2 separate regions of the Homo sapiens genome follow, and region 1 is linked to region 2. A link is a loop called in an ENCODE intact Hi-C map of the cell type or tissue named here. Cell type or tissue: left lung. All regions are shown on one strand.

The links. A loop is a pair of places that touch in the nucleus more often than their neighbours do. Peaks named below come from ENCODE experiments on the same cell type or tissue, not always from the same donor. Only the 100,000 strongest peaks of a DNase experiment are listed, where the experiment ranks them.
Region 1: it touches region 2 in a loop (4-fold over the local background); 98 of 110 quality-filtered maps call a loop at or near these places.

Annotation. Positions count from the first base shown.
Region 1 is chr11:120,518,462-120,523,461 of GRCh38, forward strand. All of the region lies in intron 1 of GRIK4 (glutamate ionotropic receptor kainate type subunit 4), which reads left to right. Among named protein-coding and RNA genes, the nearest start is that of GRIK4, 9.2 kb to the left of the region's middle. In left lung, no CTCF peak of the experiment used is centred here; a DNase peak (open chromatin) is centred at 2,910; H3K27me3 peaks cover 2,346 bases.
Region 2 is chr11:120,682,903-120,687,902 of GRCh38, forward strand. All of the region lies in intron 3 of GRIK4 (glutamate ionotropic receptor kainate type subunit 4), which reads left to right. Among named protein-coding and RNA genes, the nearest start is that of GRIK4, 170 kb to the left of the region's middle. In left lung, a CTCF peak has its summit at 2,213 (motif pointing left); no DNase peak of the experiment used is centred here; H3K27me3 peaks cover 1,342 bases.

The DNA.
Region 1 (5,000 bases), 160 kb before region 2:
TTAATCAGAAAAGTCTATAGTGGGTTTAGTCCAAGCCCCAGAGAGACGAGGGGCCCAAAGCCCAGGGTGTTTAAGTCACTTGTCCAAGCAGTGTAACGGGAGTGGCAGAGCTGGATCCAGCATAAGCCCAGGGCTCCAGGCTTCCCAGCCTGTGTCTTTTTAAAATTTTTTAAATATTTTGAGATGGAGTCTGGCTCTGTTGGCAGAGTGCAATGTGCGCGACCTTGGCTTACTGCAACCTCCGCCTCCCAGGTTCAAGTGATTCTCCTGCCTCAGCCTCCTGAGTAGCTGGAATTACAGGTGCCCAATACCACCCCCGGCTAATTTTTTTGTATTTTTAGTAGATACCAGGTTTCACCATGGACCAGGCTGGTCTCAAACTCGTGACCTCAGGTGATCCGCCGGCCTCAGCCTCCAAAGTGCTGACATTATAGGCATGAGCCACTGTGCCTGGCTTAGCCTGTGTCTTTTGCTGGGTCTTGTGGCCCTGCCTGCAGGAGCGAAAGTGCTGGAAAAGAGATGCTTCAACAAATTGTTTGGTCCAGTTGCAACATCCAAACAAAATCGGTCTAGAACTAAGCAGGCGGATGATTTTGATTCTTTAAGGCACTAGAGCATGGGCTCTGTGGGGGCACGGATAGGGCCTTGTGCTTTTGTCTCTAACACTAGGCTGACACATAGCTGTGAATTCAACAATGATGATGACAATAATAATAGCTAATAAGTATTCAATGCTTATTATGTGCCAAGTACAATGCAAAGTACTTTCCATATATTATCTTAATCTTCCTAATAACTGCTATGAACTGAATGTTGGTGTTCCCCCAGAATTCATGTTGAAATCTTAACCTCCAAGTGATAGTATTAGGAGGTGGGGCATTTGGGAGGTGATTAAGTCATGGAGCAGAGCCCTCACGAATGGGATTATGCCCTTAAAAAGAGAACCCGCAAAGCCCCCTCACCGCTCCCACCGTGTGAGCACACAGTGAGGAGGCCCATCTATGAACCCAAAAGCCCTCACCCGACACTGAATCTGCCAGCACCTTGATCTCGGGCTTCCCCGCCTCCAGAACTGTGAGAAACAAACTTCTATTGTTTACCAGCTACCCAGTTTATGGTATTTTGTTACAGCAGCCCAAATGCACTATGATAATAACCTTAAGTTTATTATACCCATTTTACAGATGAGGAAGCTGAGATTCAGAGTAGATGATTCATTAGCCCAAAGTCCCATAGCTGGTAAGAAGCAGAGTTGAAATATGTACCCAGGCAGTGTGATTTCAAGCTCTAGTGGGAAATCCTTTGTGTGCATGCATGCATGCTTGTGGGTGCACAAGTGTATGTGAAATATGCACTAATCCCTCCCTAATTCCTAGATTCTACCTCTGGCTACCTCACTACTGGTTTTTTTTTTTTTTGTTTTTTTTTTTGTTGTTGTTGTTTTTTTTTGAGACGGGGTCTTACTCTGTTGCCCAGGCTGGAGTGCAGAGGCGCGATCTTGGCTCATTGCAACCTCCGCCTCCTGGGTTCAAGCGATTCTACTGCCTCAGCCTCCTGAGTAGCTGGGATTCTAGGTGCCCACCACCACACCTGGCTAATTTTTGTGTTTTCAGTAGAGACAGGGTTTCACCATGTTGGCCAGGCTGGTCTCAAACTCCCGGCCTCAGGTGATCCACCCGCCTCAGCCCCCCAAAGTGCTGGGATTACAGGCATGAGCCACTGCGCCCAGCCTACCTCACTACTGCTTCTATATTTCTGTTCCTCATCTCTTAGGCAAGGAGGCCAATGCTCATTTCCAGAACCGGCACCCTCAAGCCCCAGTCCCAGCCCGTCCAGCCATCAGCAGGCGCGGAGAATGAGTGGTGGCGCCTCTATGCGTTTTGGAACTCTCCTTCCCTTGGCCTGATTTCTTCGATCCCTGAGTGAGAGGGTCACTGGCAGTATTGGGGAAGTGATTAGAGAGCCACCTCCTGAATCACGTGCCATTCTTTTCCACCATGGAGGCCATCCAGGGAAGGGCCCGGTGTGGAGGCAGGAAGAAGGCAGCGACATAAAGCATTGAGGAGACCCTCTCCTGAGCTGCCGAGTCTGAGCACTGATTAGTGCTCAGGTGAGACAGGACTTTAGGAGGTTAAAAGCAGTCCTGCCCCCACTGGACCAACCAGGGTTGTGTCCACTCACCACCTCCTCCAAGGGCCTGGCTGGCTGGCTGGCCTGGCTGCCCCAGGTTAATAGCCGAGGATTAGAAGGAGTGGAATCTGACTGGGGTCTTGGACTCTCAGCAACAGCAGCAGAATAGGGAGTCTCTTTGGAAGAAATCTGATGGTAGCATTGTTAGACTCATGGTCGTTATTGCTCCTGACAGCATCTCCCCTAGCCTAGTTCAGTTCCTAAGATGACAACAGAACAAGGTCCCTAGCATGGCTGATGATGGGATGGAAACTGGAACATCTCTCTTTTTGGAGGCAGCAGAGGCATCTTCAGAATTAAAGAAGACAAAAGTGGGTTTGGGCGGGGCACGGGATATGCAGAAGACCCTGTAGAGTTATTTCCAGGTGGGAGGTCAGCACAACTCTGCCCTTATGCTGAAGTTGCAATGCCATTTTCTTTTTTTGTTTTGTTTTGTTTTGTTTTTCGTTTTTTTGAGACAGAGTTTCACTCTCACCCAGGCGAGAGTGCAGTGGCATGATTACAGCTCACTGTAGCTTGAACCTCCTGGGTTCAACTGATCCTCCCAATAGCTTGGGACTACAAGCGTGCACCACCATGCCTGGCGAATATTTTGATTTTTTGTGGAGATGGAGTCTCACTGTGTTATCCAGACTGGACTCAAACTCCTGAGCTCAAGTGATCCCTCATCTTGGCCTCCAAAAGTGCTGGGATTACAGGTGTGCGCCACCACGCCCGGCCCACAATGCCACTTTCTGATGGTAGTCACATGCCCAACGGCTTATTATGTTCTTGGTGATTTGTGTCCTCTCCCCCAAAGAGCTCACAGGGCCACAAACCTGAGAGACAGGAGGGCAGTTAAAATTATTGTCCCAGACTCTCAGAATTTCAGTAACTAGCCGAAAGCCACATAGTTATTTGATTGGAAAGTTGGATCAGTTCCCAGGACTCCTGCCCCTTGCCCAGGGCTGCATCTGCCACCCTGTGCCTTCCAGTTTGTGCGGTGGTAGAGGCAGTGGTCCCTGGGAACACCTGCTATTCCCAAGGTAGAGAATATCACACGGAAGAAAGCAGCACTTGTCAGGTAATGAGAACGCCTGTTGTATTGCTGGGAAAACTGAATGAAGTCCAGGGAGGTTAAATGAATCCTAGAATCTTATTCTTGAAGTAACTCGAGATCATTGCATTTGACGTCCTACCTGAGCTTCTATTATCTCCCGCGGGTGGTTATCCTGCCTCGGCTGCTGCCGCCTTCTGCTCTTCTTCCTCTTTCTCCATTTTCCCCTTCTTCTGAAAGCTGACATCATTGAGCACTTACCACCTTCCAGGCACTGTTCTAGATGCTTTGTATGTATTAAGTTGATTCTCCAGCCAACCCTATGAAGTAGGTACTGTTGTCCCACTTTACACATGAGGAAATACATAACCACAGAGGTTATGTAGCTTGCCCAAGATGACACATGAGCCAAGTGATAGAGCCGGGATATGAACTAGGCAGCCTGGGCCATGCTCTGGAGTGATCCTAAGGCAGGCCATCGCTGAGTTGGGCAGCTGTGAAACGAGGGAGCACATGAAAGCACCCAGTGCCTTGCCCGGCGTAGGGAATGTGCTCAGTCAATGCAAGTGACTTCTAAACATACCAGGAGGTTTTACCTTAGACTGAGCCAAATTGATTTCCCATGGGTCTTTTTTTTCTTTCTTTCTTTTTTGAGATGGAGTCTCGCTCGGTTGCCCAGGCTGGAGTGCCGTGGCGCGACCTCAGCTCACTGCAACCTCCACCTTCCGGGTTCGAGCGATTCTCCTGCCTCAGCCTCCTGAGTAGCTGGGTCTACAGGTGTGTACCACCACACCCGGCTAATTTTTGTATTTTTATAGAGACAGGGTTTCACCATGTTGGCCAGGCTGGTCTCGAACCCCTGACCTCAGGTGATCCGCCCGCCTTGGCCTCCCAAAGTGCTGGGATTACAGGTGTGAGCCACTGCACCTGGCTCCCATGGGTCTTTGTTCTGCACCCTCCTTGGAACCCCATTCCAGCCTTCTGAATGTGAAGCTACCTAATGAACAAGAAGCAAAGCCAACTTTCAGTCTCCTTCTACCTCAGTTTCCAAGACCCTTCCCCAAACTGAAATCCCCTGGCCAGGAAGACAACAGCCTGTGGGCCTAGAGAAATGTCCAAGGCTGGGACCTGCCTTATGAGGGAGATAGATCCTTGGCCACAGGGCTGCGCTGAGGGTTGTCACACATCCGTTCTTTAGCATGTTTCCAGAGTGCCTCCTATGTGCCAGGCACAGCCACGGAGCAGCACAGCTGGCCCCATCTCAAGGCTGGGCCCTTACAAAATGTGTGCACAGACACCTGCTGAATCTGTCAGATGCCAGATTGGTGGTGGGGTCCTGGGGACAGGAGCCTGAGGACTAGGAGAACTGTTGCTTCTCCACTGCTCCTAGGAGGCTGGGTGGGGATGCAGACACCCCATCAGGGGGCCAAAATTTCAGCTGACCCAAATCTAAGAGCACAGAGTAGGCAACTAGATGGAGGAAGCTCACCAGTTTATTTGTGCTAAAATAGCATCAGCCGACTCTCCTTTGAAACGTAACGGTCCTGCCAGAGTCCAGAGTAAATAGGCCGGAACATGAGATCTGCCAGGTGGGGTGCAAATTGGCAGTAAACAAAGCAATCGGGCTGTCTGAGTAGCGGAAGTCAGCTGAGAAAGTGCATTTCTCCTGCACGGAGCTGTGGGGTGGCGGCTGCTGGGCTCTCTCTTGCCCTCAGCTCCTTTGGGGAGGGAAGTGGGAGGGGGTATGTCAAGAGCTTGACCCTGGGCTTTAGGG
Region 2 (5,000 bases):
GTTCCAAGTGTCTGCCTGGTGAATGCTTACTCGTTCTCTAAAACCCAGGTTAAGTGTCGTGTTCTCTGTGACACGCTCCCTGATACTGCTCCCCCTCTCTCTTGTTGCTTATACCCTCCTTGTGTGTCATCGTTCCTCAGAGATACCTTCATTGTAGCAGACTTACTCACTGGTCTTTCCTGGGCTTGCTGCCCTGGTTTAAGAGCATTGACTAACACAGAGTGGACACTCCATAAACTGTTGCATGAACCGATAGATGAATGAGTGTAAAGCTAAAAAAATGGCTTTAGGTACTATTTCATAATCCAGGCCAGAGATGATGTTGGCTTGGAGGGTAACAATGGAGATGGTGAGAAGTAAACATCTTTTTGAAGTTGAACTGACTAGTCTTGGTAGTAGGCTGGATGTGAATGATGAAGGAAAGCTCAACAATGACCAAGTAGGTAGCCAAAGTATCATTTATTAAGAAGGGGAAGAAGGGAGGAGAGACCTTGGGGTAGGGGCGGGGAGATCAAGAATTCTATGTGGCACATGTTAAATGAGAAATGATTGTAAAACATCCAAGTATAGATGTCAGGGAGTCAGATGGACATAAGATATTAGAAGAAGAGGTCCCAGGTGGCGACATAAATGGAGAATCTTTGACATATAAGTGGTATTCAGAGCCGTGGGACCAGGCCGTGTCCTAGGGAGAGAATGTCTGGAAAGTGGCATGGTGAGCCCAGGACTGAGCAACCTAAATATTTGCTCAAAAAAGAAAGATTTGCAAAATAGACATTGTCTAGTGAATGCATAATGAACTGCAGGACTAAAGTATAGACCAGACTTAACCAGCCAAGACATTGTAACTGGAAGTAAAGAGTGGAAAGCTGTGAAGTTTGTGCCTAGGGGGCATATTGGTCAATGATGAGGCTAGCCATAGAAAAGTAAAGAAGGGTCTTGACAGACCAGCAGGTTTTTAGATAAAGTCAGCACAAGCTCTGGAGTACCCGTTTGCCAGGCTAGAAAACGTTATCCCTAGCAATGTGTTGGAAGATTCTGAACACAGACTTGCAAATAAGTACAGAACTTTTCCAGACCACTAACACTTTCTGGCAAGACTTTTTTTGTTTTTGTTTCTCTGGGAAGAAAGCAAAGTGAGGCTGGGTGTAATGGCTCACACCTGTAATCCCAACACTTTGGGAGGCTGAGGTGGGAGGATTGCTTGAGGCCAGGAGTTCGAGACCAGCCTGGGCAACATAGGGAGACCCTGGCTCTACAAAAAAATAAAATTAGTTGGGCGTAATGGTGCATGCTTGTAGTTCCAGCTATTTGGGAGGCTGAGGCAGGAGAATCACTTGAGCCTGGGAGATTGAGGCTGCAGTGAACTGAGATCTCACTACTGCACTCCCATCTGGGTGACAGAGCAAGAGCCAGTTTCTAAGAAATAAAAAAGGAAAGAAATCAAAGCGAAACAAATGGAATATGAATTTGATTTAATTGATGGTCGGTTGGCCCATTCAGTTATTCATAGTATGGCCAAGCCATTGTAAGTCAGGGTTAAGAAGAAAATTGACATTATTTGATCCCTAACCTCTAAGAGTTTGTGGAGACAATACGAACACACATGAAAAGTGAATGACAGTGCAAGACCGTTTAGTTACTTTAGCAAGGCAAAACATATTTAAGTGTTCAATGAATGATGCAGACTCTAAATATATGGTAAAGAGCCTAGGTGCAGGAGAATTCACCCTTTCTTTACCAGAGTAGTCAAGGAAAGCTTTTCTGTGCTTACCTGACACGGTGATTCATCTTGGAGGAGTAAATAAAGATGCTTTTTTTTTTTGGAGACGGAGTCTCGCTCTGTCGCCCAGGCTGGAGTGCAGTGGCGCGATCTCAGCTCACTGCAAGCTCCGCCTCCCGGCTTCACGCCATTATCCTGCCTCAGCCTCCGAGTAGCTGGGACTACAGGCGCCCGCCACCGCGCCCGGCTAATTTTTTGTATTTTTAGTAGAGACGGGGTTTCACTGTGGTCTCGATCTCCTGACCTCGTGATCCGCCTGCCTCAGCCTCCCAAAGTGCTGGGATTACAGGCATGAGCCACCACACCTGGCCATAAAGGTGCTTTTTAAGCTGTGAAGGAAGTCAGATGGAATGGAAGGGAACCTCTGAGTCAGTACTTCTGTGGAAGATGACATTTAGATCTGCTGCCATCTGTCGGTGAGTGTGGAAAGGAGCTTGGAGCTTAGTCTTCAGGTACTGGAAAGGAAAGGTGCCAAGAGGAACCAGGTGTTGACACCTCCCTCTCTGGAGGACAAGTGAGCTTTAGTCTAGTTCATTGTCGTTAAAAATATGACCCTCAGACCAGCAGCATTGACATCACCTAAGAGAGTGTGAAAATCCAAAATCTCCAGTCCTATCCCAGAGGTACTAAATCAGTGTCTGCATTTTCATCAAATCCCCAGGTGATTCTCATGTTCATTAAAGTTTGAGAAACATGGGTCTAACCCTTGTCATGTAGGGCTCTTCTGGGATACCTCCTGGGTCCGCCCGTACCCCTCACCTGCCAGAGATTCTGATTGGTGGGACTAGGATGGGACTTGGAAGTTAATATTTTTAATAGGTACCCCCAGATGATGCCATCAGACAAGTGTTCAAAGCTCTGCTTTAGGCTGTTCTGTTGCTGTGCCCCATGTCCCTGGGGCAGGCCGGCTTTTTCTCCATGCACACACCTGGACCTAGGCATTCTTTTCCCTATCAAACTCATTTTTTTGAAGACCACCAACCCAATGGCATTTTCTTGGTCTTCCTCATCTCATCCCCCTTCACTTTTGCAGCAGTTGCAGTTCTGAAGCTTTTTGAAGCTCTCTCTTGATCTTGGTTTCCATTAGGCTATGGTCGTCTTTCTCAGTCCTTCTCTTATTGCTAACAACTCCTTTCTTGTCTCTTTTGCTGATGATTCTTCTGCCCTAAGCCCTTTGTGCCTCCCTCACCCTTTCTGGGCAATCTTGTGCCCTCCCTGGAAGTAAACAACTTCCAAATCATCTGCAGCGCTACCTCTCTCCAACTCCAGCTGTGCGCAGAGTTCAACATGTGTTGATCTACTTAGGCTGTAGATTTCAGCTGAGGGATGTTGGGTAAATTAATTTACTTTTGAGTCTCAGTATACCTTTAAAGTGGGATTAATTACATGTGATTCAAGGGATTATTTTGGACACCAAATGGGATAATGTATGTAAACTATGTGGCACATCGTAAGCGCATAATAAATGTTAGTTTCTTAAAAAAAAGCATGATACATCCATCAATCTGAACCCAATTCTTCATACCTATCCTGCATTTTTAAAGTGTGACTTTACTCATACCCTGCCCTCTGCTTAGAATATCCATTTTTCTGTCTTTCAAGGCCAAACTCTGTTGCTGCCTCAACCGTGAAGTCTATTATCAACCCAATTCCAAATCAGCTTTCACACAAATACCTGTACTTCTTTAACTGTGCCACTTATAGTACCTAAATCACTGTCTACCTTGTATTATAATTATTTAAGCACACGGTATCTTTCCTAAAAACTGAAAGTTCCTTTTAGGCCAGGCTCATGGCCTTACAATAGTTGTATTCCCCAGGGGGCCTCACACAGTGCCTGTGTACCATACCAGGGAAGCTCACAAGTCCTGCTGGTAGTGGATGGGCTGCATCACGTCTATATGTGAAGGCTTGCATGTTACTCTCCATTAAATATGCTAACAGAGGGAAGCAGTGATGTGGAGAATCCAAATAACAGGCTGTCTCAACGTTATTGCCGTTGGCTTTGGAAAGCATTTAGGTATTTCTGCTTCAGATTTACCTTGCTGATTATGTTTTATCGGCATACATTAATATGAGCTTGCATTCCATGAGCATACACCACCTGGGAAACTGAAGGTGGTGATCCACGCATAGGCAGAGCAGCGGAAAAAGCTAGTTTAGGGTTTTCAGTTGTCCAGGGATAATTCCCAAAGTGCGTTATTAACTCCAACATAAGTAACAGTGAGTTGGCTGTTGTGCTATTATTTCCCTCTTAGCTTTCTCTGGTTAAAATCCTTTATAATAATTAGTCAAGGGCACACTAATTACCTGACATTGACATAAAATACTTCTGGTGATGGAGCAGAAGCACTGTTTTGAATTCATGCTAGACTATTATGATAATGATACCTTACATTTGTATGATTAGTAATTTATAAAGAGATCTTATGTGTGTTATTTAATTTTGTCTGCTTGACGCTTATGTAAATAGAGTAGATGACATTATCCCATTTGACAGATATGGAAACCAAGGCTCAGGAGTGAAGCGGGTTCCCCAGGCTGTCTTAGCTGGATACAGGCAGAGTCAGGGACCATGCCTTGGGTCTTTTCACTCTTGGGTTCTAGTGCTTTTTCCACTTTACCATACTGCTTTAATGAACCTCCAGCGCTTTAAGATGTTTCTTAATCACTTGTAGAATTTCCAAGTGATTGTTTTTTGTTGTTTTCAATTTCTGGTAAGATTCTTTATTTTCATCTATTTTTTGTATTTTCTTTCCATTTTTTTGGAATACATTTATCACATTTAAAGTCCTTTTCTGTTAACTTGTCTGTTTAGATCACCTGTGAATCTGTTTCTATTGTGTGTTGTTGTTGTTTTTTCCCTCTTAGATTTTGGCCATATGATCCTGTAGTTGGATCTGCCTAATAACTTTTTTATTGAATGCTCGACATTGTATAGGCTGTACCTGCTGTGATCTTCCTCAAGAGGTGTTTTACTCATTGCTAGGCAGAGTAAAACCAATGATCTTAATCCAATTAAAGCCTGAACTGAGTCCCTGCCGGGTTGTGTTTTGGTCAGATTTAGTTTACCTCTGGCTCACTCCTTTCCCAGAGCAGAGCCACCATTAGTTGAGAGCCTCCTGTGTTTACTGGGTCCCCTCCCCAGCAGGTCCTCAATTCTAGTCTTGCTGTTCAGTGCCTCAGAATGGCCAGAAAACACTCTCTGCTTTATAGA